Linked DNA regions of Homo sapiens: region 2 is linked to region 1. Evidence: chromatin loops called from intact Hi-C (ENCODE). Cell type or tissue: prostate gland. All regions are shown on one strand. Links, peaks and the distances in the headings refer to the core of each region. The heading gives the core; the rest is flanking DNA. Region 1 overlaps SHC4 (SHC adaptor protein 4). Region 2 has its middle 24 kb from the start of ATP8B4.

Region 1 (16,762 bases), core at 4,410-12,409:
ACCAGTAACATTCAAATTGAGAGCCAAATCAAGAACACAATTTCACTTACAATAGCCACCAAAATATAATAAAATAAAATACCTAGGAATACATCTAACTAAGGAGGTTAAAAGTCTCTACAAGGAGAACAAGAAAACACTGCTGAAAGAAATCACAGATGACACAAATGAAAAAGCATTCCATGCTTATGGATTGGAAGAATCAATATCATAAAAATGGCCATACTAGCCAAAGCAATCTACAGATCCAGTGCTATTCCAATAAAACACCAACATCATTTTCCCCAGAATTAGAAAAAAATACCCAAAAACAGTTGGTTCATATGGAACCAAAACATGAGCCCAAATAGCCAAAGCAATCCTAAGTAAAAAGAACAAAGCCAGAGGCATCACATTATCTGACTTCAAGCTACACTATAAGGCTACAGTAACCAAAACAGCATGGTACTGGCACAAAATCACAAACATAGACTAATGGAACAGAATAGAGAACCCAGAAATAAAGCTGCACACCTGCAGCCATTTGATCTTTGACAAAGTCAACAAAAATAAGCAATAGGGAAAATACTCCCTATTCAATAAATGGTGCTGGGATAGCTGGCTAGGCATATGCAAAAGAATGAAACTGGGCCCTTACTTTTCACCATATACAAGATAGATTAAATATATAAACGTTAAGACCTCAAATTGTAAGAATCCTAGAAGAAAACCTAGGAAATCTATTCTGGACATCAGCCTTCGGAAAGAATTTGTGACTACATCCTCAAAAGCAATTGCAAGAAAAATAAAAATGGACAAATGGGACCTAAATAAAGAGCTTCTAAGCACAGCAAAAGAAACTATCAACAGAGTAAACAGACAATCTACAGAATGGGAGAAAATATTCACAATCACTACGCATCCAAAAAGGTCTAATATGTAGAATCTATAAGAAACTTAATTCAACAAGCAAAAAACAACCCCATTAAAAAGTGGGCAAATTTCATGAACAGACATTTCTCAAAAGAACACATACAAGCAGCCAACAAACATATGAAAAGATGCTCAACATCACTAATCATCAGAGAAGTGCAAATCAAAACCACAATCACATATCACATATCATATCAGAATGACTATCATTAAAAAGGCAAAAATACAGATGCTGGCAAGGCTGCAGAGAAAGGGGAATGCTCATACACTGTTGGTAGGAATGTAAACTAGTCCAGTCACTGTGAAAAGCAGTTTGGAGAGTTCTCAAAGAACTTAAAACAGCACTCAAACATTTGACCCAGCAATCCCAACTACTGGGTATACACCCAAAGGAAAATGAATTGTTCTATCAAAAAGACACATGCATTTCTATGTTCATCGCAGCACTATTCACAATAGCAAAGACATGGAATCAATCTAGATGCCCATCAATGGTGGATTGGATAAAGAGAATGTGGTACATATACACCATGGAATACTATGCAGCCACAAAAAAGAATAAAATCATGTCCTTTGCAACAACATGGATGCTGCTGGAGGCCATTATCCTAAGTGAATTGACACAGGAACAGAAAACCAAATACCACATGTTCTCACTTATAAGTAGGAGCTAAATATTGGGTACTCATAGACGTAAAGATGGCAACAATTGACACTGGCGACCACTAAAAGGAGGAGGGAAAGAGGGGGGCAAAGGCTGAAAGCTATCTGTTACTATGCTCACTACCTGGCTGATGGGATCATTTGTATCTCAAACCTCAGCATCATGCGATATGTTGATGTAACAAACCTGCACACATACTCCCTCAATCTAAAATAAAAATTGAATTTAGTACACATGTACACAAAGAAGTGAACAATAGACACACTGGGGCCTATGTGAGAGTGAAGGGTGGGAGGAGGGTGAGGATTTAAAAACTAGCTACCAGGTGCTATGCTGATTACCTGGGTGACAAAATTATCTGTATGCCAAACCCCCATGATAAACAATTTACCCTTGTTAACAAACCTACACATGTACCCCTTGAGCCTAAAATAAAAGGTGGAAAGAAAAAAACTAAAACAAAAATAAAATAAAATAAAAGTTGAAATTATAAAAATAACAACAACAAAAAAGAAGAGGGGTCAAACATTATAAAGAGATACAGAATACTGAAGAAGGAAATAGATTTAGCAATTAAACCACTGGTGACCATTGTAAAAGTAACTTCCATCAGATTGTCAAGCAGAGTTCAGATCTTCCAGTATAGTGCACATGTTAACACAAAGACAGGGACAATGCTTTCTAGAAGTTTGTGGGTGAAAGGAAGATGACAAGGAGGTGGAACATTATTAGGTTGGGTTGAGGGAGTCCAAGTTTTTTGCAGGCAGAAGGAACCAATAGAGAAAGAGTGAAGATTGAGACAGAAGTTACTGGACAGAACTAGGACACAGAGTTGGCAGGAGAGGTTTGGATGAGAAGCACAGGGAAAAGATTAGCTTTGGAGATAGTTGCTAAGGAAGAGAAGCAAGGAGAACATGGGCAGACTTAGAGCTGTGGAGGGGTGAAGCTGAGGATAACATGTTGGATCGCCTCAGTCTTCCCAGTGAAGTGAGATATGAGATCATCTGCTGAGGCTACAATTGGGGGATTAGGAGTAAAAATGATCTAGTGTAGCCTCTGACAGTTATTCATTCTCTGGCTCTGTATTTGAGGAAGACAGGACTTTCTCTAAACTAGCATTTGGAAATCCTCAAAGTAAATGCTCTAGTGATAAGGGCAGAATTGCATTGCTGGTTCCAACAACAATAAAACATTACATACCAAATAGCACAACTTTTCACACTGTATGGGGCAGTAAGCCATTTGTTCCGTGGCTTGAACTTTGATCCGCATATCTGAAACACCACCTACTGGTGGCTGCTTCCCTGGAATTTCATTGTAATATTCATGATCTTCTCTCTCCTCGGCATGGCTATCAATATGCACCTCCTCACTGTGAAGGAAAAAAGAATCCTCAAGAGGCTGGGCGAAAATTCAAATACTGTAAGGGATGCAAGGGGATCAGAACCAAGCAAATCATCCTGAAAAACTTTGCATTCATGTTTTCAGTTTATAGCTGTGCTTAAGTGATGTTAAACATTTGGATGGGAGCAGTCAGATGGTTGAGTTGTTTAGCTTTCTGTAGACAAAACGGGGTAAGCCAATAGAAAGTGCCAAGGGTGATGCTTTTGTGTCTCCTCCAGTGATAAAAATAATGATAATAACAATATATGAACTTCCTAAATGTAAGATATTTTTGTCATAAGATCATAAAAATACAAAGTATTCTTGAGTATCTCCAGCACACTTTGATTGTTCCATTTTGGAAAGTTTTGCCCAGATAAAATTTAAATATTGTTCTTCGGGTATAGGGCCTGTCCCAGTTTATTAAACCAAAATGAAAAAAAAAATAAGAGAGCTATGGCCAGCTATCTTGTCTGCACAGATCTGGAGGAGTACATGGGATTAACACAGAAATATTAGAACCATATGTGGCAAGTGGGTAGATTTATATAAACATGGAATTGTTTTTAAAATTGAAACAGGGCAAGACAAACAAACAGACTTTTCTTCCAAATTGGAATCAGGGAAAGTTTCTTACTAAAAAAAAAAAAAAAAACAAGAATAAATCAAGTCTATTTGGATTGAACTGATTCAACTGACAACTCACACAGTTTTGTTAGGTTCATTACATGTCAATAAAATGATAGCACTAAGACAGAAGTGCTATCCTGGGAAAAATTCAGCATCAAGGCCTCCTGGTAACACCCTCTCCTTTGCTACCCTAGACTACCTCATAAAAGGAGATCTCCAAACCTAGTATTTGTTGATACACAAAGTGACATACCAGAGGAAAATGCATTTTAAAGTACCCAAGAGTTTTGTTTCTCCGGCATGAATTGTGTGAGCCAGAGGCATCACTGCATTCCACACTTGGTGAGGTCTGACAGGCCTGAAAGGGTTCAGCTTTCATTGCAGACTTTCTGTGCCTTAGAACAACCAAATCCTTGGGTCCCACCGTGTTCCACTCTAACCACAGTTTAGCTGAAGCCTATCTATTTACATTGCAAACCAACTGACAGGAATTCCTACAAGAGACATTTGATTCTTATTTTGCTCTTTGTTCTTGCTGTGTTTTTTTTTTTAACTGATATGTAAAGGATCTGGGGTTGAAACAAATCTGAGAAGTTTATTGATGTTTATTATTTTGATTTCAATTAATTAATTCAAAGCTCTTTATAGTGCTAGAATAACAGAGATAATCTATTCTTACTTTTAGTGAGAAGGGATCTCTTTTAATCTTGTTACAAAGCAAGAGGATATAACTGGATAAATATGAATGGAAGGAAAATATTATTTTGTACTGAGACTGTGTCTATTTGCAAGAAAAAAATTACTAATTTTATTAGTTCATTTTAAAATGCCACATTAATGTTATATATACACACACAAATAAATACATACAGATAAATGCACACATATATATATATTGTCAAATTATTATAAAACTCTTGGCTGACCTTTCACAAGAAGTATTCAAAGAAGGATTTTTCAAGTACTGTTTAAACCGGAGTTCAAAAGCCTGCCCTATGGTACTTATGACGTCTTGGGCCATTCCATTGTGGCATTCCAATATGTGACAGGCTGCAAGAGGACATACAAAAAATAATATTATAATAAATTTTTAGAAAGAGAAGATTACATAAAATCAGAGTACTTCAAAACCATGAACTGATAATTGAATAAAAGGGAGCAGGATTACAAGCTCTCTGCAGCCATGAAATGATATAAAGAATACTTCACATTTCACATGAATCAAAGAGAAGAAAGATTCAAATTTTACATCAAAATATATCCAACACTTACAAACTGGGTGCTCAAGGCAGGGATTTGGGGGCCACATTTTTACAAAAGCACACTGATTTGACTAATAATGTGACTAATGTTTAACTGCTAGCTCTTGAATTCAATATAGATTATGCTTAGGGCACTAATCTACACAGAAGGCGAAGTTTGAGGTTTCATATTTGTCATCTTTGCACGGTATGTTATGGAAGATTGAAAAAATATGACTTTCCAAATCCCTTCCAAAAGTGGGGAATGAGCTGTTGGTAAAGATAGGGGCTTTGGAATACGCCCCCCGCCCCGCTGCCACCCCTTTTCCCTGTCATTGCTATTATAAAGCACTGAAAAGCACAGCAATCCCCATCTTTGAAATCCCACTAAAAAAGTGTCTTCAATAAGCATCAAAATCAGCACTGGGTGAAGGTGTCATTACCAGAAGATATGAGAGTTTATATTAGATACTTTTTCTGAGGCACAGTTACCAGGAAGGCGCTAGTTTTCACACAAAAATAAACAAGTTAGGGTGCGGGCAGGCATCTGACTATCACAAATGAGTAAGCAAATCTGCTGCTGCCACTGAAAGGAGGAGCTTGTGGTTAGGGACTGTAAATTAATCTCCCTACCATATGTAACATCATTCCTGCCTTGGTTAGAATATGGCCTTGCAATATGAAGATATAATTGATGGAAGTTTCCTAATGGTGACCTAGAAAGAGTCCTAAGGATGGCTTAAAGACAGAGGCAATAAATCTCATGACAAATTTTTACAAAGGAACATTGGGATAACCAGAAGAATTGAGAGATGAGGAAAAGTCCAATAACAGTTTAATATACACAAGAGTGTTGTAAAAATTGTCAGCTATTTTCTGAGAAAAGGAAAGCAGGGGAGAGGCAATGGGCTTAAAGGAGTGCATGGAGAATCAGATTAAATACCAGGGAAAGTATCTTGGGTCTCAGCATTTTGAAAACAAACCTGGAACACATTACTAAAAGGGATATCTGAGGAGAGGAGAGACAACCGTCTTTATGGACTGGTTTAACTATGCTAACTTGGAAGCATGATTTTATGCTTTGCATTGTCTTGGAAAAAATTCATATTTATTTGAAGTAAAAGGCAATTCATTCACATCTAACAGAATTTGTAGAGCTGATAACAGTAAGTTATAACAGAACCTATAACAGTGTTTCTCAGCCTTATGTTAATAATCACCTCAAGGAATCTCAGATATTCTCATTCCAAAACTAATTTGACTTTTACTTAAAAATTTTGTCTGAACACATTTGAAAGGGGTGTGTGTGTGTGTGTGTGTGTGTGTGTGTGTGTGTGATGGTGGTGTGGTGGTATTACTAAATCAAACAATGCTAAGGTATCAAATCTTCATTCTTATAAAGTTGCCCCTTTAAAGTACAAATTGGATCCTGAAATAGACTTAGGAGCTAATTCCGGTTTTGAAACCCAGTTAAGAATATCTATAAATTTATGTCTTTCCTACCAAAGGAAAATATTTGGTCTATCTTTACACTGCCATTTTATATTGTTCCTATATTTTTCTCCACAGTAGCTTTACTTAGTGACCAACAGATAGAAAATGCTCTAAACATATTTGTTGAATGAATAAATAGTGATTTCTCTGAATCATATGAATAGTGCTACTGTATGAAATTGTCTTTGAGTTTTTTGAAGTGAGAATTGCAGTGAGTCCCTGCAATGGGACATGTTCTTATAGCTACTAGGTGATATAAATTATTTCTTAGGTGATTTGTGGAAATAGTCTCCTCCTTGCTAGTCAGGCCTCATATCCGGAGACCTAAAAAGTACCCTTGGAGATGTATCCTCCAGTTGAGCCATGAGAAGCTGTGTTACATTATAAGAAAAGGTAATTCACTAGTCCCAGATACTTGGGAGGCTTAAAGGAGGGAGGAGAGAGGTTCACTTGAGCCCAGGGGTTGCAGGCTCTAGTGTACTGTGATCACACCTGTGAATAGCCACTGCACCCCAGCCTAGGCAACATAGCAAGACCCTGTCTCTAAAAAAGAAAGAAAGGAAGAAAGAGAGAGAGAGCTTACATAATATCAAGTATGGCTTAAATGATAAAATATCTCCTAACACTAATATGCTAGCAACCTAACCAAATAAATACTTTTTTTTTAAAGAAAAGGTAATCCTTTTGTTTTTAATCTCGTAAATTCCCAGTCCAATTAAAAATGAAGTCAAGGCCAGGTGCAGTGGCTCACGCCTGTAATCCCAGTACTTTGGGAGGCTGAGGCAGGTGGATCACTTGAGGTCAGGAGTTCATGGCCAACATGGTGAAACCCCGTATCTATTAAAAATACAAAAAAATTGGCTGGGCATGGTGGCAGGTGCCTGTAATCCCAGTTACTTGGGAGGCTGAGACAGGAAAATCACTTGAACCTGGGAGGCAGAGGTTGCAGTGGGCCAAGATGGCGTCATTGCACTCCAGTCTGGGCGACGAGTGAAACTCCATCTCAAAAATAAAAATAATAATAATAAATAAAAATAAAAATGAAGTCAAAATAGAAAGTCATATCAAAATGGAAACAACAATTTTTGCAATTTTATTTTTTCTTAGGATTGAGGAGATGTTGAGAGATGAAGATGAGGAAGATAATGAGAGAAGCAGGATACTTAAGCCTAAATAAATAAATAAGAAAAGCTAAATTGTACTTCCAGTGAGGGCGATGAGAGAATAGGATGTTTAAAAGAACTCCGTGAAAAGATTCAGATCTGAGTTCAAGTTCCAATTATGCCACTACTTATGTGACCTTGAACAAGTCACTTTATGGCAAGGTCCTTGTCTGCCAAGACAATGTCCTGAGTCATCTTTGAAGTCTTTTTGTTTTACAGAAACCCTATTCTTCCTCTGTCATGGAAGCTCAAAGTCTCTGAGGAACAGGGCGGCATGTGGGTACACAGAAATGAATGAATCAATCAGACACATCAACCAGCCTCTAACGCTTCTGGCGTACCTCTAGAATGTCTTATTTATCTCAACTTTTCTGATTCTGATGCTTTGAGGTTTGGGTCCTGTTCATAGGCTGATGCTATCAACATAATTTTCTGCTTTTCTTTGGATTAGCCTATTACTACCATATTACTTTATTTATTATAGAGACAGGTGTCTCACTACGTTGCTCAGACTGGACTTGAACTCCTGGGCTCAAGTGATCCTCCTGCTTCAGCCTCCCAAGTAGCTGGGACTACAGGCATGCCCCAACACACCCAGCTTGAGAAGACTGGACAAAAATAAAAGAACAAACAGTGGTGTCTGTCTGTCTCCAGGCAAGATGCAACAGCAGACAAACAGACTGACCTCATGCAGATGTTCTGCCCAGTCTCACCACCTTCAGGGAGCACATGTACTTTCACAGTTCCATTGTTGCCTCTCATAGACATGCTATGTTGCTCTATGGAAATGGTCTTTTTTAGGTTGGTCATGGGACAGGATAGAGGTGGGCCTTGAATCACATATAAATATGCCCATTTCCCAGGATTAAAACCAATTCCAAAAGCTTGGCCAAGAATTGCCCAATTTTCAGCTAAAGGGAAAGAAGAAAGACAAGTAACTATATATAAAAAGAGCCAAGTCACAAAAAAGAGGGTGCCTTTTCAGGGATATGGTAACTTTGTTACCAAGGCCTGAGCTTTGCTTCCCATGTCTGGAATCAGATGAAAGTCTGGATTTTTTTCATCCCACCTGTAGCAGGATGGGCTCACACTTCCAGCCCTGGGTATCAAGTACTAAACTAAGATTCAAAAGAACCTGAGATACATATTCATCTGTCTTTTTTATTTGGTTATTGAATTAGGTAGTCATAAACAAGAGGATTACAACTATTACTAAAGGATAACAGACACTTCTTTACTACTTTTATATTTGTTCTTAATAAACAGTTTTTTTGTTTTGTTTCTGTCTTTTCCTTTTATACTTAGAAAACCAGAAATTCAAAAGTTCAGCTTTTCAGGTCAACCACCAGATGGTGCTATGGGATCAAAGCAGGGAGTCCTCCATACTTTAGGAAGAAACAACCTCAAAGAGGCAAGCCAGTATTCAGTTCATAGCTAATTAATACCACCAGGACAGTCGTAGGCATACTTTATAACTATAAACATAAATAAAAATAAGTGGATTAATTTAAGTTGGTTTTACTGGTTTTGGGGTTTTTTTTTTTTTAACTTTCTTCAGAGACCCAGAAGCATGGCCTTCCTATATCCAGGTAGTCCAAGCAGTCCAGTCCTATTCACAGACTAGATTCAGGGAAAATATTAAAACATTCCTGGACTGCCACACATTTGGAGTAAGACAATGTGGATTTCCTCATTTACAGCAATTACAGAAGCAGGGTGTATTAATCACTAACTAAACTCAAAACATTCTTACTGGAACTTAACCTTTTCTATAAAAAAGGCCTTTGATAAAATGAAGAGTTCACTAAAGGGTCCTAGCCAAGATGGAAAAAGTGGGAACTGCCCTGATTTAAATGCACTAATGCTAAAAGCGAATCAAGCAAAAGGAAGAGTGGGAAGCTTCGGGATTGTCAGCATGAAGCCCAGTCTCCTCTGCTCATCTCCACTTCCTGTCAACCATACTGTCCTCCTCATCCCTGCAATCTGGCTCCTGCCTTTCTAGGTGTACAAAAATTGAGCTTTCCAGAGTGACCAGTGGCCTGTTAATTGCTGGGCGAAATAGCATCTTCCCACCCTCATGCCCCTTAACTCCTTTTCAGTGTGTGACCATCTGAGATGTCTCCTTCAGAAGAACCTTGCTCTTCCCCTCTGTTAGGTAATACTCATTTCTTGACTTCCTCCTGTCCCCTGACTACTCCTTAGGCAAGTCACTGTCTCCTGTGGCTTCCCCCACTCCCTGACATCCTTAGCCCTCTTCTTTCTAGGTTCTGCTAAGAAGTTGCAGTTTTTTTCTGCACCTGCAGGCCTGGCCTGCCTCCCTCCCCTCCCTGCCAGCCCCACCCCCAGCCCCAGACCTACTCTCTGGGCTTCTCTTGTCTGCCATTTTCTCCTGGATGAAACAAACTTGCTAGTTAATTTTATAACATCAGCTTTCTGATTTCATTATTTTAAAACATTTATTCAAAGGTTTTGGATATTTTTTCTTTTTATAAATGTAATAAATATTCACTGTAAGAGTTTTAGAAAACAAAAAGGCACCAAGAAGAAATAAAAATTACAGAAAATTTCACTATCCAGTGGTTATCTCAATAACCACTAGGAACATTTTGCCATATGTCTTTCCTATCTTCTTATAATGCGTATCTACCCAGAAAAGTCACCTGGGATTATACTATACACAATCTTCATAATGTTTTTTGCATTAACAGCATTGTGAATATTTTTCCCATATAATTACTTATTTTTCTACTATTAGCTTTAATTGCTGCATCATAGTACATTCTATGAGTTTATTTAATTTGCTACTTATGAATACTAAATTTTGTCTTATGATATAAATAATATACAAAAATGATCTATATTGCTTAATCTTTGTACGTATCCTAATTATTTCCTCAGAAATAAAACTACTGGTTCAAAGGCATTTACATTTTTAAGATGTTTGATGCAAATGATCAAATTGCTCTTTAAAATGTTTGAATCTAAACTCTTTATCAGCAGTGTTCAAGAATAACTACTACTCGAAACCACATTTTATCTTTTTTCAATGTTTGAAATTTGGAGATGAAATATGATGTCTAATTATAATTTGTGTGTCTGATTGCTAGTGAGGCTAAACTTTTTTATTTTTCAAATGTTTCTTGGTGCCTTGCCATGTTCTTTTGTGTGCTCAGGACGTAGAATCTGTCCATCCACTTAATGGCTGGGTAATCTTACGAAAACCGCCTTATTTTTCTCACCTCCAGTGTTTTCTTCTATTTAAAAAAAGGAATGATATGTTTACATACTCCCTAGGGCTGCTGTGAGGATGAAATGAGATAATGCAGATGGAGTACTGAAAATGCCTGGCACATAGTAAGCATGCAATAAATGGTAGCCATTTTTCTTTGCCTATTTTTTTTATTAGATTGTTTGTTTATTCTATTTATGAGAATTTCTGTTTCTTTAGTGGCAACATCACTCCACATCACACAGAATAGTAATAATAGCTACCATTTACTGCCTAGGTGCTATAAGCCAGGTATTGAAATGTTTGCATTGCATATGATATCTCATTAAATCCTCAGGAACATCTGATTCCTATTTCTCCATCAATCTAAATATCTAAATAGTCATCAAGTACTATTAGTTCACAAATTTGACCCAAACTCTTCCTTCCTCCTCCAGTGCCATTTAGAACATTACACTGCTGCCCACGACTAATGAGATGTCCTCTAAATTGAATTCTATCATTCCAGGTGGCTTTTCTGCTTTCCAATACCAATACCACTTTCTTTTTTTTTTTTTTTTTTTTTTTTTTTTTGAGACAGAGTCTTGCTCTGTCGCCCAGGCTGGAGTGCAGTGGCGTGATCTTGGCTCACTGCAAGCTCCGCCTCCCGGGTTCACACCATTCTCCTGCCTCAGCCTCCCGAGTAGCTGGGACTACAGGTGCCCACCACCACACCCAGCTAATTTTTTGTATTTTTAGTAGAGACGGGGTTTCACCGTGTTAGCCAGGATGGTCTCCATCTCCTGACCTCATGATCTGCCCGCCTCGGCCTCCCACAGTGCTGGGATTACAGGCGTGAGCCACCGCGCCCGGCCTCCAATACCACTTTTAAAGACACAACTGCCAGAAAAATGATCATTTAGTAATTTCAGAATAGCAAAACATAATAATATTTTTAAAGCTCAAAATATTTGATGGCTCCAGTGACCTCCTGGCCAGTATTCAAAGTCCCCCCACAATCTGTCTCTGGTCTATCTTTTCAGCTGTGGGACCCCTACTTCCACTTTTTCCTTTCTCTGCAACCCCGCCTTTACACGCACATTCGCACAACCTGCAAACACTTGGCTGTAAGCTCTCATTACACTGCTCTTTCACCTGTGTCTTTTTTTACTTACTCCACAAATCCCAAGCATCTACTGCGTTTTAGGCACTGTTCTCTAGGCATCCCTCTTTCTCTATGCACATCTTATGGATTATGTTTCTCCCTCTTGCTAAATGATAATACCATGGTGGGATTTTCCTTCCATAATCATTAATAATTATTTGTGTATTCAAAAGCTGTGTCATCACCTCTTTGCGGGCACTGTCAGTCCAAGGGCTCAGGTCGGGGGAAAAGATTTAGCACTAGAGGACTGTGTGCAAGGAGGAGGTATGTTGAGAACACAGTGTCTTCTCACAGGATTTTTATAGCCAAGCTATATGAGAAAGAACGAGGAGATCAGAAAAGGAGGAAGAGGTGATAGAGACATATTAACTTTTAAAGCCAAGAAAACTACCCTATGTTACTAAGTTATCTTCTTGGACACACCCATTTTCCTATAGGAAAGAAAGATGTAATAAGGGAGGAAAGAAAACTATGCTTTCCATGTGTTATGCAGATGTTATTATTCCCACTTAAAAGATAAGGAAATCAAGGTTTGAGGTTGTGAAACAATCTGCCTGACATCGTACAGTGAGATGATGAAATAATTATGATTCCAACCCAGTCTTTCTGACTCCAGCATCAATCTTATTTCCTATACACAGGCTGATGGCTAAAGAAAGAAAAAACTGAAACCTTGATTTGGACTGTTTCTGTCCCTCACCTCCCATCCAGGACCTCGCTCAACAGTTCACATGAATGCCTTCTCAAAATCCCCAAGCCAGGATCCCCAGGGGTCCTCTTCAAGCAGCTCAGCTCTGACAAATGACTCAGGCACCAGAACAGGGGCTTTCAAAGTGAATGTGCTGCATCATAATTTTCTCTGCCTCTCCTGTTTCACTTAAGCAAAGGGAGAGCTTTGCAGGCATGTGGATCCTTCTTGGCCATTACCCTTAGCAACAACATTAATCTTTGAACTCTTCACCATCATTTACTTAAGAGCAATGACATGCCCAGAGATATTCTGTGACTGACGGCAAAGTTACTAAACATCTAGATTTCCTGATGTATTTTTTTCTTCCTTTCACCCTGTCATTTCCATGTTAAGACAAAAAGTGTTGTTGTTCAGAGGCCTTCCCAGAAATAGCAAGCAGTTATTATTTAGGGACGTTCAGGCAGGGATGAGAAGAAGTTGCCCTTTTCTGGTATCCTTTGTTGTGCCCTGTTCCTACATTCCCACTGCCCCATTCACTGGTTCCTGTCTCTCCTGCACACTCTTTGACCATGATTCATTCTTCTTATTTAGTTTAGAGTGGGTCAGTTTTAATGGAGTATTTCATACTGTTTATCCTCTGTTCCTTCCTTTTCATCTTTTTGCTGCCACATTCTTTTGGCAAACATTTGCTGAGGATCTACTACGTGCCAGGCTCTGTGCCAGCAGCTGGGCTTCATCATTTCATTTCTGACAATCACAATAGCTTCCAAATGGATATCCCTGCCTTAAGTTTCTCCCTGAATCCATCTACTACATCCTGCTGCCAAACCAATCTGTCTAAACTCTACTTTGTAAACAGTACTCTCCACCCATCTGCCCATGGGATTAAGTCCCTACTCATTAGCTCTCTCGTGTCTGTCCTATAGATGCCTTTTACGCTTTTACATTGTGAGGTCCAGGGTGTTCTATTTATTTACTCCCCAGCATCCCATGTACATTTCCACCTCGGTGTCTTATAGCTCTCTAAATTTTCAAGTCCTATTCCATGTCCACTTAATAAATGTTTGGGGGCAAACTCCATACCTGGGACAGCAGAGGATGTGGCCCAACCAATACGTTCTAGTTAAGGAGGAACCTAACACTTCTCCCTAAGAGGAGTCTGAATGTCCCAGCGTTAGGGATGAGAAGCAATACTAACCATGTGACCTTGCTAAATCCTGAAACAAGAATTCCCATCAAATCACTCTTCCATTCACTCAGTCATTCAATAAAATAGTTTTTGAGTATCGCCTATATGCTAGGCATCATGGTGAGTGCTAGGGAACAACAGCGAGTAAGAGAAACAGGTTCCTGCCCTCATGAAGATTTTAGCCTAGTAGAAAGGACACATTAAACATACAAACAAGTGCAATATGTGAGTAAATAAAATATTAGGTTGGTGCAAAGGTAATAGCAGTTTTTGCCATTAAAAGCAATGGCAAACTGTGATTACTTTTGCACTAACCTATAATAGAAATGTGGAGTGTTAATGAAAAGAGAAATAAGTGTTGTGATGCAACAAGGTAGGAAATGCTACTGGAGACAGGAGGTGCTATCAAAGAAGGTCTCTGAAGAAGAGGCATTTAAGCTGAAATCCATATGATGAAGTCAAGCATTCAAAGAGATAATACAGGCTCTTGAACAGCAAGTACACAGACACACAGACACACACACAGACACACACACACACCAAAGCCAATGCAGGCCAATAACCTCACTCCTCACTGGCTTTGATCTTACATGTAATTCATTTGTCCAGTGGGGATGTGACAGCCAGCCCCCTCTATCATAACCATAATAGCTTCTCTTTTGATAGCTAAGCCTTTGGTTTGTGGATCTTTAAAATGATTTAAATTTCATCTACATAGTTTTTCTACTTTGCTCTGCTAACAGGGCAATTTATTTCCAACTCAAATTTGCATAATATTTCTAGAATCCAGTATAGCACCCTAGTGATAGTCATCACTCTGTACATTGAAAATAACTGTTGGTTACTTTTTAGAGTTGGTATATACCAGCTCTTTAAAAAATCTGTAAGTTGCTTTCCATACCTCGTTGATTAACTGGATCTTTAGCTACGTAGGCAACATAGTCTGTAGTATCCTATAAAAAAGGGAAAATGACTGTATTTAAAATGGATGAACTGTACTGTTGAAAGAAACATATATTTTGGACATGATACTGAGGCAAGGACTCAAATACAAATGTTTTTTATTTAAAGAGACAAGAAAAGCATTGTAAAAGGGAACATAAACAAATATACACCATATAGTTTAACAATTATGGAGTCCATGTTCTCTGTCCCTTGGGGAAAGAATTGGAAAATTAAAAATTTAGAGGCAGACTGTCATTAAGAATAAAAGAGAAAGCAGATAGGGAACATGTTAGGACATATTCTTTAAAACTGGCTAGAGACTATGATGCTGTCCTAGGTTGAAAGTTGAAATATCAGGGATTATGCAATCACAAAAGTGACATAAACTAAGATAGGGTATCATGATCTCCTGTTGTCCAAACATATACCACATACATCAGAAAGTAAGTTGACTAAAGAGACATGTTGGATTTTGTGGTTGTTAGCTTGCTTGTATGCAGTGTAAGTTAACTTAAGGGATAATAAAGTGAAAATACAAGGAATTTATTTGATCAATATACAGAAAAGAAAAATCATTTTAAAAAAAAGAGAACCCCTGAAAAACTTAAGAAGTTCAAAAAGAGATGCACTGCTGACTTCGTAAAAACAAACCAACAAAACGCTACTTGGTAATTCCAGCTTTTATTGAAAACAGTAAGCTGATGAATGATAAGGTTTTAATAATTAAAGATGCTTTTTGTTATCTAAGTTCTTGGGAAAAAATACACACAATTCCATTTGCAGATTAGAAGTATGACTCTCTAGAGGGAAGATGCAATCAACTGGCAGGAAATAAAAGCCCATGTTTGTAATACCCTCAAGGATAATCACTTAATAACCCACAATGAATCACACAGGAAGTGGATCTCAGGGTCAGCATAACTCGTCTTGGGCAATTAAAGAAAATAATAACACATACCTGAGTAAATTTCTCTTACGCAAAAAGAAAAAAGGTTTTAAATATCCTCTAAATAAATAAGGCCATATCCTTGGGCTTTGTTTTATATGAATTTAGAAGGAAAGCCACAATTGCTGGGGACTTTGCCACTCTTATTCAAGTGAAGAGGTGGTCTGATGCCAGCCATGCTGTCTGGTAGGTCCAATTATGGGAAAGAGGCTGTGAGACCTCTACAGACCTCAGTTTTCTCATTTTCAAAACAGCCTCCAACATTGGTATAGTTCTAAAATTCTATAGCTGTAAACATTTGGGAGAATTTACAGAATGCTAAAAGTAAAGCACAAATAGCAGGGGAAAATATGTTTAAATGTATTTAATTTTTGACATACTCACAATGCACTTTTTAAGTGGAGAAAGTATATATAGTTATAGAGGCATTACCAACAACTGTTTTCAGGGCTGACGGATGGAAAACAACTGTTTTTGCAAAGAGAGTAAAAATGAGGGTGAGCAAAGGCCAAGAGATGAGAAGGCTATTCATTATTTTTGAAATTTTGGAGGAAATCTTGTAGAAAGATTACTATGTTGGACCTCAGGGACTTTTAAGTCAGCTTCCTACCCTTGTACACAGTTCACTGTGAAGCTGTAAACGATCTCAGTTAATATCCTAAAACAAATATGGGTATGTGTTAGCAATTGTGGTAGTAGTTACTTCTTGTGACTGTGTGCCAGGACCTGCGCTAACACTAACCATGTATCATTTCACTTAATTCCCACAACACTGTCAGGCAATAGGGATTATCCTCCATTTACATATGAGGACTCTGGAGTTTAGGGAGTTTAAATAAGTCACGTCTACTTGACTCCAAAGCCTGGCAGTACATAATACTGCCTCCCTGACCTGATGGTAAAACTTCATAGAGATGATTTCTAATGCCAATGCTTAGGGTGGCTCCAGACTTCTATTTTACTAGACAGGTGCTTTAACCAACCAAGCCATGGCACCGCCGCCAGATTTCTACTTTAAATTAGAATCAACAGGCTTTCTCACCAGCTTTAGAGAGCACAGAGGTGCTCTCAATGCAGCAGGTACAAACTTTCCCATAGTGGCCACAAATTATTTAATGTTTGTTTTTTATA
Region 2 (16,762 bases), core at 5,937-13,936, 1.3 Mb after region 1:
ATAGATTCAAGAAATATTCCAAATATAGAACTGACAACATTTGGCAACAGAAGGGGAAGGAAGAGGTAAAATGTCAAAGATGATGTCACATTCTTTGCCCTAATGGCTAGGGGAATGTTGGTGGCATTGACAAAAATAAGGAGAGTGAACGTGGAACAAATTCTGGTCCATCTGTTTGAGTTCTGCATACCAATGCTCAGCTAGCTCATCACAAAGCAGAAGTAGAGAACATTTCAAGCTCAACAGTCACTCTGTGACTCATCAGATGTGAGGGTGAAGTTATTTTTACTCTCACAGCAGTAAAACAAAACCTGAACATTGTTAAAAAGATTCTTCAGGTTTTCTGAATGTTCAAGTGGGTTGTCTAGAACAACAAGCCTTAACTTAGAGCCTCAAAATCTAATCTTAGAGGAAAATTTAAATGGTTTTATGTCCCCAGTCCTTTAGTCCTTAGCTGGTTGAAATCTAAAAGCTATCTTTTCTCCTTTTGAGATATGAGTGTGACACATCATTCATCTCTAAACTTTCTCAGTTTTCTCTTCATTAAATATTTAGTGTGACAAATTCAGCTTGTAGGTTGATAAGGAGGTACTCTACATTTCATTATCTGGATTTTCCCTCCAACAATATTCTGAATAGTTTTTCCATATTGCTCTCAATCTTTAACCACTCCACCATCACTTGACGGTGTCACACTTCAGAGAACCTTTCATTTTAACCCCATTTCCATGAATCATTATCATTGCGGCTTGCGGGAATTGCTTGAGCTATACCCAGAGCATCTGACCTGTCATATCTGCCCGAGATCACTTTATGTGACCTTTTATGTGCACATATGGCCACGCCCCTAGACATTCTGTAAATCTAAACTAAGTATGGGGAACAAACTCATTAAAAATCCAAGCACAAGAATTCCAAATGAGACTTTACCTGGTGGCACAATAAGCAAATGCTTTCCGCTAAACAAGGAATTGGAGTCTACTTTCTGGACATATTTTCACCAGTCATAATAACTGAAACCTGACATACATAAAACTGTAACTAAATACCTATGCCGTTGAAGCAGAGTACCATAAAGAGAAATGTCCTAGGCTCCTCTTATATCCAATGGGGAAACTTTCTATCCAATTAAGGGAACACACATGTAGCTTCAAAGGGCCTACAGAAGAATGCTAAATTCTCACTGGTAAACTCATATCTCCCCAAAATTAAACTGAACGGTCCTCTGACGTTTAATAATTCTTTCATGTACATTTCAATGAAAGGTGAAGCTGTTTTATTTAATCCAACCTTGAGCGTGGATACTTTCCTCTTCCGAACTATTGATATAACCATGACATTTAAATGCACACGAGTAGCAGCAATTCCATTTGGATCCCCTGATTGAGTCGATTACTGTGATGTTAAGCATGCCCATTCCATCCCAGAGTTTAAGTAAACAAGACCACCCCTCTCTGCTCTTAGCCCAGGATTTATGAGGGCCGTGTGTCTGGCACTCAGGGAGATGTTGGCTTTCTCTCACCAGTGATTCCATATACAACACTGTCATATAATTTTTAGATTTTTCAAAGACTTCAAAGTTCACAGCCTTCTGTGAAGTTGCTATCTGGGCATGTTTATCATGGCAAGGACTAAAGGCAGGAGGGCTATGCAGAAACTTCAAACTGTGGGCACTTCACAAATGCATTGTGTGCATCTATAAAATGTCAAAACATCCAGGAGAAAAATTAAAAAGCCAGTCAGTTCACCACTCATACAGGGATAAAGCCAGGCTGGGGCAAATGTGGCTTAAATGTTGGGTTGTAAAGACTGTTTGATTTTTCCATGATCAAGATATTGTATCCTAATTGTTTCCTTTGCTAAATGAGCAGTGCTTAATTGCTAAGTAGAAATTAGTTCACTTCCTCCCTTCTCTCTTTTTGAAAGTGAACAGATGTCCCATTTGGGGGGTTTACCCTTTGTGATGTGGTACTGAGAACACAGGACAAACTTTGTGTGTCTTAAGAGGCCACACTGCTTGATGGTGAGCGTGGGGCTCTGGAGTCAGACTGGCCTTTGTGTGAAGCCCAGCTCTGCCACGCAGCAGCTGAACACCACCAGACAAGTTACCCTGTGTGTCTCAGTTACCCCGTCTGTAAGATGGGGTTGATAGTAATGGTACTACCTCATTAAGCTGTGAGGATCCAATAAAATAATGTGCTGAGTACATGAAAAGTATTCCATACATATGATTTTATTATTATAATTGAAACACTGGACAAAAGAAATGAAAGTTCTTTTCTTCAGTTCAGGGATGAATCCCTGAAACATCAGTAAGGATTCTCTTATTTGGGTTCTGAATTCTGTATCCCCATAGCTTTTGGACATATTGATGTCCTACAATGCATCAAGCACTGTGCAAGAGGCTTCTCAAATATATTAGTCACAGAATCAAGCAACATGCTAGCACTGATTTAACGTCAATCTTCCCAAAAATACTATCTCATTCACTCTCTTTACATTCCATTCATCCAACAAGGATCTATTATGAGCCAGCCAATGGGTTACCCAAGTGGAGTTACCTAATATCCCTGGCTCTTACCAATCAAAGTAAATTCTTCTAGAAAAGGAATGTTTTGAGAGAAGCTGTCTAGATCCTCCATGTTAGCCGGCACATTCTGGAAGGCTCTTCAGAGGGTTAGCAGGTTATCAGACATCTTTCCATGCAGTCCTGACTGAGGAGAGCCACTGTGTCCTTTGCATGCTGAGCATCACTGTGCGTCATCATGACTCACAAGCGATCAATCACCGAATGACATTTAAACATCTTGACTAACTACCAGCAGCATTTTGCTTCAGTTATTGGAAGTGTCTCAGAGTGAATGTGCTCTAAGATCTGAATCACTGTCTCTGAGGGCAACAATGCAAATTGCCAAGAAATGCATAACAAACAACCACGGCACAAGACTAGCCTTGTTGCATGTCACTGTGCACCATGAGGCATCTGATGTTTCTGCCTCCTTAATCATGCTCACGATGCTTCTTCTTGTGAAGTGACGCACATGATCCTTAGAGACATATACAGTGTTAGAGCTGGGAGGGTCGTCATCTTGAAGATGAGCTGATCATCACAGAGAGGAGTGGAAGGAAGCTAACATTTATTAAATTCCAGGACCCAGGTCTCCTGACTGCTACTTTAAGGATGTTTTCACTGTACCACATCTAGTGACAAGATTCTCTGCTCAGCTACTCCCTTATCAAAGTTCTCACTTACCAACTTAATTGTCAATATTTTAGTAATTGTGAGCTGTGAGCACAACCTGCCAACCGTAATGCTCATCTTAGTATCGCTCTAGCCACTGGATGAGAGATTCTATCACATTTTCATCCTTCAGCAATCTGTAAACCACATTGGGATAGCTTGTCTCATACCCTGGTGGTGAGAGGGTAGATTGGTGCAATCTTTCCAGAAGGCAGCACTGCAGTGTATCAAACACCCCATGCATGTGTCTACCTTGGGACTCAATCCTTCTGTTTCCAGGAATTTACACTAAGGAAATGATCTGAGGTGTGTCAAAGGTGTGTGTACATGATTAGCAAGGGACAGAGCATTGCAGGTCCAGATAGATACATATATAGATAGATAGATAGGTAGATAGATAGATAGATAGATAGATAGATAGATAGATAGATAGATAGGCAGTCCATGATAGACAGACAGACAGACAGAGAGATGATAGATAGATAGAGAGATAGACAGACAGATGATAGATAGACAGATGATAGACAGATAGATAGACAGACAGATAGATAGATACCTGAATAAATTATCTGCTCAGTCATTGGTTACCCACACCTAAACACCCTAAAAGGCACCACTGCCACAACTTAATATCCTAATAGGCATCATCTCCCACCTGGTGGCAGATACTGGAATTATACAATGCCAAGGATGAACTATTATCTAAGAAGCATACCTTGTAAAGTCAACTGAATTTCACTGACTGGAAATATCCTCATTTCAAACTAGAAATTAGAAATTTTTAAAATAAAAACATTACTTCCCAGTCACTTCTTATCTTTTTCTCCCTTTATTGTTCTCTTATACCCATACAACCGCCACTTTCTCCTAGTCTTACACCTTCTAAGAAGTCTGTCTGCATTGTAAATCCTTTTTATTTCCAAAGTCAAAGTAGCATGATAGGACTTAATTGCCGGTATAGGGGAAATTGTGTGAATAGATAAGGTAATTAAATGTGTCTGTTCTCATGCTGGCAAGGCTGTGGAAAAAACAATGCTTTTACACTATTGGTGGGAGTGTAAATTAGTTCAACCATTGTGGAAGACAGTGTGGCGATTCCTGAAGGATCTAGAACCAGAAATAACATTTGACCCAGCAATCCCATTGCTGGGTATATACCCAAAGGATTATAAATCATTGTACTAAAAAGACACATGCACACGTATGTTTATTGCAGCACTATTCACATTAGCAAAGACTTGGAACCAACCCAAATGCCCATCAATGACAGACTGGATAAAGAAAATGTGGCACATATACACCAAAGAATACCATGCAGCCATAAAAAGAATGAGTTCATGTCCTTTGCAGGGACATGGATGAAGCCGGAAGCCATCATTCTCAGCAAACTAACACAGGAACAGAAAACCAAACACCGCATGTTCTCACTCATAAGTGGGAGTTGAAAAAGGAGAATACATGGACACAGGGAGGGGAACATCATACACCAGGGCCTGTCGGGGGGTTGGGGGCAAGGGGAGGGATAGCACTAGGACAAATACCCAATGCGTGCAGAGCTTAAAACCTAGATGACGGGTTGATAGGTGCGGTAAACCACCATGGCACATGTATACCTATGCAACAAACCTGCATGTTCTACACATGTATCCCAGAACTTAAAGTAAAATAAAAATAAATAAATGTGTCCGTTCGATGGATGAGTCAATACTCCTTAGAGTGACTGTAATAGATCAGACTAGTAGTTCAGGCATTAAGTAGTTCTCACTGTTAACAATCTTCCTGCAAAACTTCAAATTTTATTTTCAGAAAATTCACTGACTATCCTGGAATATGCATATTAGGGGAAGTAACTTCATGAACCACTACATCCTAAAGAAACTATTTTTGTTAGAGATCACATTTTCTCTTGAGTCCAACTGCACAGCAAGATGTTTTCTGCTTGATGGGCAGATAGAAATTAAAACTGGATAAGCACAATAGGTGTGTGAATACCATATGTTCTCACTTATAATAAATGGGAGGTAAGCTATGAGTACACAAAGGCATACAGAGTGGTATGATGGACTTTAGAGATTCAGAAGGGGAATGATGGAAGGGGAGCTAGTGATTAAAAAACTACATATTGGGTACAGTGTGCACTATTTGGGTGACAGGTGCACTGAAATCTCAAAACTCACCAGTATATAATTTATCCATGTAAAAAAACAAATGCTTGTACCCCAAAAGCTATTGAAATAAAAAATGTTTTTAAAGAAAGAAAATAAAAGAATAAGAAAGATGAGTACATTGAGCCATCACTGATATCTAGGAGCTCCCCCAGGGTAACCATGACAACACTAGTTTCCAAGAAGCAAAGCCTAGTAATGTGATAAGCCAAGCTGAACACTCCAGGCCCAGACTCCTGACTCTTCCGAGACTGGCCTTGGGATGTAGTTAAATCACTTACAATCCATTTCCTAATGTGTAATGTGTAAGCCATAATTATATCCCTGTCTACCCAGCACTGGGTTGGATCAACACTAGAAATTCATTAAATATTTTTTGATTGATTACCTCCCAGAGTAGTTATGAAAACTTAGATAACAAAGCATTTAGGAAGGATTAAGAGTGCCATAAATGTCATTACTCAGTAAATGTTATTTACCAAAGTAGATCAATATTTATCATGTATTAAAACCATAACATAGTTTCATTTGTTCTAATTCCTGGATTCAAAATATACAAAGAATGAATAACACACCATGCTTCTCTGGGGAAAACTACTGACATATGATTTTTACTATATGTTTAGAGCACTGGTTCCTAAACATCCACCTGAATAAATTGCAAGAGAATCAACAGGAGACCTTTTCAAAACATAGGGACTTTTAGGCCCCACTCCTGGAGATTCGAATTCTGTAGTTCTGGGATGAGACTGGGGAATCCACTCTTTTTTAAAACTCCTAAGGTGATTGTAATGTGCAGGCAACTTTGGGAAGCACTAACTGAGAATGTACAAATACTGATCTCTCTAAGACAATTAGACTATCCTTGAAAGAGAAAAATCCACTAGTACCTTCTAGAACTCCATCATGGAAGGAGCTGTTGGTCAGAGATCCCCACCCCAATATCTGTGACTCTGGTATGCTCTTGACCCGCACCTGCCTCCAGGGCCCATCTTCCTTGTTCCTCTTTCCCCTTTTCTTAAGTCTGACTCCATCTGCCCCAACCCTTGGGACATTCCCTTTCCAAGACCAGCCACAGAAAGAGCGGCGACCTCCTTTTCCTCTTCCTGTTTGGCTGCCCCTACAGATAAGCTCAAGGGCTCTTTTCCTTTTAAGTGATGCTAACTGATTAATACCACCAAGAATAGGGAAACCAAAACAAAACAAACTTAGAGGTGAAAGTTTCCAGACTCTCCAAGGCCTTATCACCATGATCCTGGGCCATGGTTTTTGATTCCTATTGGAGAAAGAGTAAGGCAAAAAGTTTGGGTAGAAATTCTCAGTAATGGGCTGAGAGGACCTCACAGGCAATCAGGGCAGGGTTCTTAGAAATACAATCCAATTATTCATTCATAATACTTATTGAGCGTCTCTTAAGTAACAGGCATTTCACTCACCAAGAGACTGATAAGGACAAAATCTTTCCCCTCAAAAAGCTCACGATCTTCCATGAGAGGAAGATATGTAAACAGGTGATTTATACACACATTGTGTGAGAACTTGTGAAGGAGCCGCACTGTGCATATGTGGCTATTTAATTTTAAATTTATTAAAATTAAATAAGAGTACAGAAAATGGGTGAATTTTATGGCATGTAAATTATACCCCAATAAAGTTGTTTTAAAGAGTTAAAATTTTTTAAAAGTGAAATAAAATTAAGAATTCCTTTCCTCAACCACACTAGCTGGGTTTCCAGTGGCTGCCATATTGGACAGCACACACAACATATTTCCCTGAACACAGAAAGTCTGCACAGCACTGTGAGAGAGGTGTTGCGGTAAGCCAGAGGAGGGAGCAACTTCTCTGCTTGAGGAGGGCACATAAGGCTTCACATATGGCATGTCTGAGGGGCTCTTGAAAGACGAATACGAGTTTTTCCTAAAATGTAAAAACTGAGGTAGGGAAAGAGGAAGTGGACAGAATGTACAAAGGCAGAGAAGTTGCATGGTGTGTTCAGGGAATGCTGAGAAATATAACTAGAAACACTGGTTGTGTGGGACTCAGGAGTGAGTTATGATGCTGAAGAAGTAGGTCCCGAACAGGAGCCATGGGGCAGCTCTGGATGCCGAAGGAAAGCAGCTTTTATCCCTGATGGCAAGGAAGCCAACAGTGATGTTCACTTGTTTTTATGTTCATTTTTTATGAATAGACTTTTTATTGCAATATAATATACATACAGAAAAACACACAGAGCATCCAGGACACAACTCAGAGTTATCACGAAAGGTACCCAACTGTATAATCACCATCAAGGTCAAGAAACAACATGTCAGCACCTCAAAAGCCCACCCTGTCACGCCCCTTCCCACTCACCATCCACTTCCTCCTCCCCAAAGCAACTCTAGCCTAGATTTAACCCTACGGATCTGTTTTGTATTTTAATAGAGGTTTTTCAAGCAGGAAAACAACACGGCTATATTTCATTTTGAAGAACATCTTGGCAGCTCAGTGGAAGAGTCTGTGGTACAAAGAAATGGTGGTAGAAAGCAACGAGGAATGATAAAGATGGCTCTAGTTTAAGGTAGTAATGAAAAGAGGCTGATGTCCAGGGAATCTTAGTAATAAAAATCATAGCATTTACTGAGTCCTGGATACTTTCCAGGCACTGAAGTGTGGGCATGGCATAGATCTTAACATTCAATACCCCCATGCAATCCTCCAAAGTCAGTAGGCATGCAGGGAGGGAGAGGCAAAGCCAAGACTCAATTACGCACACATCTGCTTCCACCATCCATGGCCTTGACTGTTACTCTGCCTCTGTTTCTACTATCCTCCCTTTTGAGAAGAAACGAACTGTTTCAGGCTCTGACTATGTATAATGCATAGGAAGGAGTTAAGAATGAATTAAATGCTTAGCTTAGGAGAGAAGCTGAAGACCTGGAGATGCCAGGACCTTCCTTTGAGGATATCAACCTCATCAAAGCCCTCATTTCCCTTAAAGGCAAGAACTTTTCTTCTAAAAATAGAAATTGAAGAGCAAGTAATTCTAGTTGGCTGCCAAAACTGTGCCATCAGAGGCTTGATGTTGTATTATCTATTGCTGTGTAACAAATCACCCCCAACACTTAGTGGCTTAAAACAACAATATAGTGTCTGTGGGTCAGAAATTCAGGAGCAAGTTGATGGGCAGTTTTGGCTTGCTGCCTTCAGTCAGATACTAGTTGATTCTGCAGTCACCCAGGGGCTTGACTGGGGCTGGAGGAATCATTTTCTGAATGGCTCACTCACATGGTGGGCACATTGGTGCTGACTGTTGAGTAAAGACCTCAGCTTCTCTCCAAGTAGATCTCTCCATAAAGCTGCTTTAGTGTCCTCATAGCATGCAGCTGGCTCTCCTCAAAGTGAGTGATCCAAGACACTAAAGCAGAAACTACAAAGCTTTTGATAAGCTAACCTCAGAAGTAACATATTTTTACTTTCACAATATTCCATCAGTTATTGACTATACAGAGTCAGCCGTGATTCAGTGTGGTCATTTCACAGTGCATGAGTACCAGGCAGCATGAATCTCTGGAGGTCAACTTAGAGGCTAGGTGCCACAGTAGTAAAGGGTGGCTTTGTGCAAATCACAAGTGTTCTATGAAGCATTTCAAATGGAAACAGGGAGGGATGATTCTGCATTCCTGACAGATGGAACAGCGTGATTAAAGGTACCATGTTATATGCCCTCTGTCTGATTTGGCTAAAGTGAACTAATCATGAGTGAGGGGGAGAAAACCCAGAAAATACAGGCCTACGTTGTAGACTGCCTTGCATGTCTGAAAAGGGAACATCAACTTCACCTGTAGATAAATGGGAGCCACACATGCTATCTCAGTGAAAGGATGACATGTAAGGATCATAAAACATTAGAATGGAAGGGCTTTTTGAGACCAACTTCCTATCAATAGACTGTTTTCATGGTGCCCTGGAAGCTGAGCCAATTCAGGTCCCTTTGTTTTACCAAAGGAAACATACTAGGTCAGGGTTGTGCCTTAGGAAGGCAATCCTGGCCACAATGTGGAAAATCGATTTAGAGGAGGGAAGAATGGAAGCAGGGATGCCAAGTTGAAACCTTAGTCCATTTCCCAGTATGAAAAGCCTAAAGTATGATGATGGTGGTAGAAATGCAAAGGAGGGGAAGAGACGTGAAAAACATTCTGAGATAATTATATTGAACATGATAGACTTTTGCATTCACAGTGTATTAGTCCATTTTTCACACTGCTGTAAAGAAATACCTGAGACTGGGTAATTTGTAAAGAAAAGAGGTTTGATTGACTCACAGTTACGCATGGCTGGGGAGGCCTCAGGAAACTTACAATCATGGCAGAAGGCAAAGAGGAAGCAAGGCACATCTTACGTGGCAGCAGGAGAGAAGAGCAAAAAGGGAAAATGTCAAACACTTACAAAACCATCAGATCACATGAGACTCACTCACTATCTTGAGAACAGCATGGGGGCATTACCTCCCACCAAGTCCCTCCCTTGACACATGAGGATTACAATTCAAGATGAGATTTGGGTAGGGACACAGAGCCAAACTATATCACAAAGTTAAGGCATGTTTTCCTTCACTTCATCATGAAAGAATAACCTAATATGAGATGACATCATTTGCAATTACCCTTGTTTTTTTTTTTACATCTTTCTTCCTATCCACAGGGCCTACCTTTCCCTAACTATCAACTCATATCTATGATTTCCTTCAGCACCTTTTTCAAAGTTCACTTACTCCTGGAAGCCGTCACGGACTACTCTCAGCTGATCAGATCACTCCTGCCCTCTACACTTATGGAAGCAGTTGCTTCCATATCATATTACACTACTGAATATCGTAGAAAATATTTCGTTCTTAAAGCCTAGCTGAGCCATGAAAAGCAGTGACTGATATTAAATAGAACTTTTTGCAAGATCTATTGAGTTAACCAGGGGTATGGTATTACCTCTACAATCCCAGCTATATGTACCACATCCTAATCTGAGTTAAAATGAACCTTGATATTTAGTTTACTTTTTGGCTTTGACTACTTTTTACTTGTTTTAAAAATCAGGATAAAACAAAATTGAACAAAAAATAAAGAGGTAAAGTGCATTCAATAAAGAGATTTTAATTAACACTGGGCATAAAAATACATTTTACTGAATCTTAAGGGTTTTTTAACATTTGCTGTTTATAGTATCTTGTCTGATTTGAGAGGCTATCAAATCACAGATCAGTCATACATTGATTCAGGATCAGTCTCTTTCTTTTTTCAGTATATTACATTACTGAGGGATAAACTGGATTTAGAGTTAATTTTAAAAGTTAAATTGGTATTACCTGAAAAATGAATCCATTTAAAATATTTCTGCATTGGGTGGGAGTCTGTCCTAAACACACTCCACAGCTCATCATTCCATGTAGGTGCGTCACCCTATCCCAGAACACAAAGGAAACTTATTCTTGGAGTGTTACTGCCATCTAGTGGAAATTTTACTAAATGTGAATAAATTCTTAAGGCTAATTAGGCCCCCTACTCTCTTCACCGCCACTCTCACCATGTCTTTTTTTCTTTTTCCTTCCTTTCTTTCTTTCTTTCTTACTATCACAGGTGCACTCAGGTACACCAAGAAGAGAAAATGCTTGCTCAGTCATTGGGAACTTTTTTGAAAATTGGTGCTTTGTGCCCAGCAAGACAATATTTCTATTTGGCCAAAGCTACTTTGTCAGAAGATATATGAATATGTCCTAATTTTTGCAAAAAAAGAAATGCAGAAAGGATTAACCAGAAACTAATGGGATTGATTACCTAAAGCAAAAGGATGAAAATGAATGAGAAAGATGGAAAAAGATAGAACTCTTCTGATTATATTTTTATATAGTTTTTACTCTTGAACCACATAAATGTTTACTTTTTTTTTTTTTTTTGAGACGGAGTCTCACTCTGTTGCCCAGGCTGGAGTGCAGGAGCGCGATCTCGGGTCACTGCAACCTCTGCCCTCTGAGTTCAAGTGGTTCACCTACCTCAGCATCCCGAGTAGCTGGGATTACAGGCGTCTGCCACCGTGCCCAGCTAATTTTTTGTGTTTTTAGTAGAGACGGGGTTTCACCATCTTGGCCAGGCTGGTCTTGAACTCTGACCTCGTGATTCACCTGCCTTGGCCTCCCAAAGTGCCGGGATTACAGGCATGAGCCACCACGCCCGGCCTACATTTTCAAATATAAAATTTAGTCACCAGGCTGGGAGGACTGTTAAGTTGAACAGAAACAGAAACAAATCAACCTAAGCATGTATCATATAAAAAATGTAATTATTCAGAACAAGAAAAATAATTATTCCAAGTAACTTGTGAATGTGAAATTCTAACTGGCCACCCTCAGGGAATATTCTAAGGATAATAATTAAGAAAGCCTTGAACTTTACCTGGTAAGGTAAGTTTGTCTTTGGTAGTGGTATTGATGTAGTAATTCTGAAACTACTTTGCGTGTGTTTTAGAATTTCAAATAGATAAACATATTGATCTTGCTGGTGTTGCAGGACTTTTCCTTAGTTCAGCTAAAGACAGGGTCCTTTTCCGTCCCATGGTCACCAACATTTAGGCTCATAGATGGTTTGAAGCGTGAGTAAAGCAGGGTTGTATTGGGTAAAAGGGAAAAAAGGGGAAACAGGGATCCTCCTAAGGCCAGAGTCCCTGCTAGAGAACTTCCCACCCACAAGTTCCACACAGGAAGAGGAGGAGCCTTGAATCCCAGGTTCCACACAGGAAGAGGAACCCTTCTGCAAATGTTGTGAACTTCTGTGTCTCCACCCCAGTGTGCACTCTTCCCAGTGCACAAGCCAGTTGGAGTTTTTCCAGGGATCCTCTTCCCACTTGGCTGTCTCACTGGGAACCAGTTTTCCCATTATGGGAGGGTTGTTTTTTGTTTTTTAAAAGAGATATGGAGTAAAGGAAGAAGACGCAAACTCTTTGGTGTTGGGTTACGAAGTTAGAGGTATCAGTACAAATTCGAGGTCTTTAAAACTATGTATTAGCCAGGCACGGTGGCTCACGCCTGTAATCCCAGCACTTGGGGAGGTCAAGGTGGGCAGATCACCTGAGGTCAGGAGTTCAAGACCAGCCTGGGCAACATGGTAAAACCCTGCCTCTACTACAATTACAAGAATTAGTCGGGTGTGGTGCTGCATGCCTGTAATCCCAGCTACTCAGGAGGCTGAGGCATGAGAATCGCTTGAACTGGGGAGGCGGAGGTTGCAGTGAACAGAGATCACACCACTGCACTCCATCCTGGGTGACAGAGAGAAAGAGACACTGTCTCCAAAAAAAAAAAAAAAAAAAAAGTATATACTTCCTATTTTGTCCATTGAAAGAGCCTAGAAGCAATAACCCTCCTGCAGAAGGAGTATACCTGCACCCTGGCTTCCATGTCTAAACACCATAGTCAAAAGACAAAAGCAGGATCCCACGGAGAAATGGTTGATTCCAGGGCTGGGTCAAGGGAAGCACAAGGTGATCCTGGAACATCTTTTGTTTCAGAACATCAGAACATGCTCAAAAGCTGATCGGGACCTGCCAAAAGACACAGGAGCCAACCAAGATCAATGACACAAAAGAATATATAACATTGAATTTTTTGAAAATTGCTGAGTCTATACCCAACCTTTAAAGGAGGAAAAAAAGAAAAAGAAAAGATGCCAATGAATGCATGTGGAAGGAATGATAGAAACAGAAAATCACCCTCTCAGAACCACCATAGAAATAATAGATTCAGGCAAGGATCATCAAAGAGTGCCAAAATCATTCAGTGGGAAATTGGGGCGTAAAAGAATATTTATACAATCTAAAAGTATAACTCCATGCAATACATATTAATTACAAAGAAGAACTATATCTTTCCAATGCATCTAGCAGTTAGCATTTCTACTAAGTGATCCAACTTAATACGAGCAATAATGGGACAATCAGGCAGCAGATGCCTCCTGGTCTGACACACTGAGAAGGACAGAACACCACTTCTTTAGTGTTCCTGCCAAACTGCAAAACCTGAATCTAATCATGAGGAAACATCACATAAACCCAAGTTAAAGAACATTCAACAAAATACTGGCCTGGACTCCAAAAATGTTAATGTCAATTAAAGACCAAGGAAAAGCTGGGGAACTGCTCTTGATTAAAGGAAACATAAAAGACATAAATAATTATATTTAATATTAAATGCAATCTGTAATCTAGATTGGCTTTTGGATGGTTTACAAAAAAAAAGCTATAAGACATTGCAATGGGTTGAATGTGTCCCCTCCAAAATGTAGGTGTTGCCAATATGACAGTATTAAGAGGTGGGGCCTTTAAAAGGGGATTAGGCCATGAGAGCTCCTCCCTCATGAATGGGATTAAGGCCCTTACAAAAGAGGCTTCATGCAGTATGCATTCCTTGCCATTCCACCTTCTGCCACGTGAGGACACAGCATTCCTTTTCTTGGAGGCTACAGCCTTCACCAGATAACCAAACCTGCTAATGCAAAGGATCTTGGACTTTCTAGCCTCCAAAACTATGAAAAAATAAATTTCTGTTCTTTATAAATTACCCAGTCTAAGGTACTCTGTAATAGCAGCACAAAACAGGCTAACACAGATATTATTGAAGTAATTCGAAAACTGAATAAGAATTCATATTAGATAATAATATTAAATGTAATATTAGATAATAAAATTGTATCGACTTCAAGTTTCCCAAGTGTTATAATTCTGTTGTAGTTAGATTACAAAATTCTCTTGTTTTAAGTGATACGTACTGAAAGTATTTAGGAATAAAATGTTATATTGTCTACAACTATCTCTCAAATGGTTCAACATCATTTCATCCATAAGTACTTAGTATGTATCTCAAAAAGATAAGTATCCCTTTTAAAAATAACAATACATCATGCTATTTTTAAAGCTTCCCAGGTGATTCTCTTGTTCATCTATGAATCAATACTACAGAGATGATAAGCAGAACTAATCTCAGGGGTTAAATGTGAATGTGGTGGTGGCAGTTGAGAACATTGTGTTAAGAACAATTCTGACACATGATTAGGCTCAGCCTAAGATAATGCCATGATTGATTGGCTAGGTCTGCCGTAGTGCCCAGTATGTCCCTGTATATTATCTGAGTCATGTCATAAGCATAAAACACAGAAGACAAGAGAGAGTAAGCTATAGGCCAGAAGTTAGAAAGGAGATCCTAGTATCACTGGTAGAGTCTGATCTGGTGATAGACTGCTGACCTCTCTTCCTCTTCAAATCAGTCAGACCTGTTTTCCTGGTTAAACAGTTTATAAGGAAACAAAAGGCAAGCATGGGAGGGGATAATATGTGTATGTGCACTAAGCCTTGAAGCAGATCTCTTTGATCATCACAGAGTCCACTGAGGTGGTAGGAAACAACTGCAGAGAGGAGCTCTTTAGAGAAATAACCACAATAATAATAATGATAATGATGATAATATGCTCAAAAGAGAAGTGAATCTAATGAAAAACTACTTCATTAGAATGAAATTCTAATAGAGGCATTTATCAACCTAAATAGCAAAGAAAGACTCTCTAAAAATAAATGATATGTATTTGGGAATAAGGCATTGCAGTGGGAAAGCACATGCCATAGTAAACTATGTGTGTATTCAGGGCAGTAAAGGAAGACAAAGGCTTTTAAGAGAAAAATTAAGAAAATTTCATAGTTGGCCGGGCACAGTGGCTCATGCCTGTAATCCCAGAACTTTCAGAGGCCAAGGTAGGCGGATCACCTGAGGTCAGGAGTTTGAGACCAGCCTGGCCAACATGGCAAAACGCTGTCTCTACTAAAAACACAAAAATTAGCCAGGTGTGGTGGAGGGTGCCTGTAATCCCAGCTACTCAGGAGGCTGAGGCAGGAGAATCGCTTGAACCCGGGAGGTGGAGGTTGCAGTGAGCCAAGATCACGCCACTGCACTCCAGTCTGGGTGACAGAGCAAGACTCCGTCCCAAAAAAAAAAAAAATTTCATAGTGGTTTTTGAGATAATTATCCTTGGCTACAAGGATCAGTAACAGTAACAAGAGTGACAGCAGGTGAGCTTGAACAGTGAGTTGCTGGGCAAATGTCCACATAAAAGTATTTTTTGCAAAAGGCTGTGATGGTCTTTGTGCAAGGTTGGGAGTTTTGCAGAGTCTTTTGTGATAGTATGTGTTATCAGGCATTTCATGAGAACTTTTCTCTGCATGGCCTACCCCAGATCCATTTCTCAGGGAGGATTTTAACACAATGGACTCCATTTTGATTCTGAGAACTTTCACACTTCCCTCCTTTTCATCAAGATCTTTCTCCAAAAGCATCACTGATCAATCAACCTATAGTTGGATTTTGATGTCCCTCAGTACCAGGATGGATTTGTCCCAGGTTGCTCATCTACACCCACATTTGGAAGGAATGATTGGTGACTACGAGTCATACTGAAACTCTTCTGGCCACATTTGAGCAACAAAGGGAGTTTGAAGCGAAGCTCTCAGGCTAGCCTACCTGGAGTCCATTATTAAGTTTAATTTTGTCTGTTTCGTAGGGGTTTGCTATCATCCCCAAGTTCTAGGCCAGCATTATTCTGTTCAGAGTTGTACCTCTGCAAGAATTTAACAAATAACAAATACAAAGTTTAAAATAAGAAAATACAACACAAAATTAATAGTAATATGACAATTCTAATTTGCATAATGGTTTTGAGACATGAACCTGGGCTAAGGCTAAAGACAACCAATTGAATAAATCAAATGACCATTATCCTGTAAAGTGAAAATGGTTGGCATTAACAGGGGTAAGAGTCTCATTATGATATGGATTCCTGTCCTAACATCTTGGGAAAAGCTGTCTAGAGCATGAAAACATCTCATCCTGGTTTGCAGATTAAATCTGTCTGTGGCATCAGGTGGTTTTGTAAATTGTTGTGTGACTCATTATCAGGCACAACTTCCTTAAAATTTATCTAGTTTCAGCTTATAGGGCTTCAGGAATGGAGCATTTTCAATTTTTAGCAATTCCATGAAAGAAAGTTGGATTGGAAGGCTCTAGAATTCAGGATTTAGTCTAGTCTGTAGGTAGATCACAGGAACTCAAAAACAATGCACAGAGTTACAATGTAATAACAGGTGTATTATAGCTTTTCTTTAGAAACATAACTTTTTCTATACATATTAATCACATAGGAAGCTCAGATTTTAAAATTTCTTTAGGCTAGGAAGCCAAACCAAGGCAGATTTAGATTTTACCTATAGTCTTAAGGTTCCTGGGCCTGCCAGAGAGTAACAACTTTTTGTCTATTCATTTAAGTCTGGGAACACTTGAAGCCAGTCA

Evidence for each region. Hi-C counts contacts between places; a loop is a spot of excess contacts. Peaks named below come from ENCODE experiments on the same cell type or tissue, not always from the same donor. Only the 100,000 strongest peaks of a DNase experiment are listed, where the experiment ranks them.
Region 2: it touches region 1 in a loop (6-fold over the local background); 79 of 110 quality-filtered maps call a loop at or near these places.

Annotation. Positions count from the first base shown.
Region 1 is chr15:48,853,177-48,869,938 of GRCh38, forward strand. It overlaps SHC4 (SHC adaptor protein 4), which reads right to left. Exons shown (of 12, transcript NM_203349.4): 6 at 14,642-14,693; 7 at 4,516-4,639; 8 at 2,777-2,948. Among named protein-coding and RNA genes, the nearest start is that of EID1, 17 kb to the right of the region's middle. RefSeq lists a silencer at 2,376-2,670. In prostate gland, for the core only: a CTCF peak has its summit at 8,839 (motif pointing right); no DNase peak of the experiment used is centred there.
Region 2 is chr15:50,134,696-50,151,457 of GRCh38, forward strand. It overlaps a transcript of ATP8B4 not described here. Among named protein-coding and RNA genes, the nearest start is that of ATP8B4, 24 kb to the left of the region's middle. RefSeq lists an enhancer at 2,556-3,062. In prostate gland, for the core only: a CTCF peak has its summit at 10,899 (motif pointing left); a DNase peak (open chromatin) is centred at 10,846; H3K27ac peaks cover 395 bases.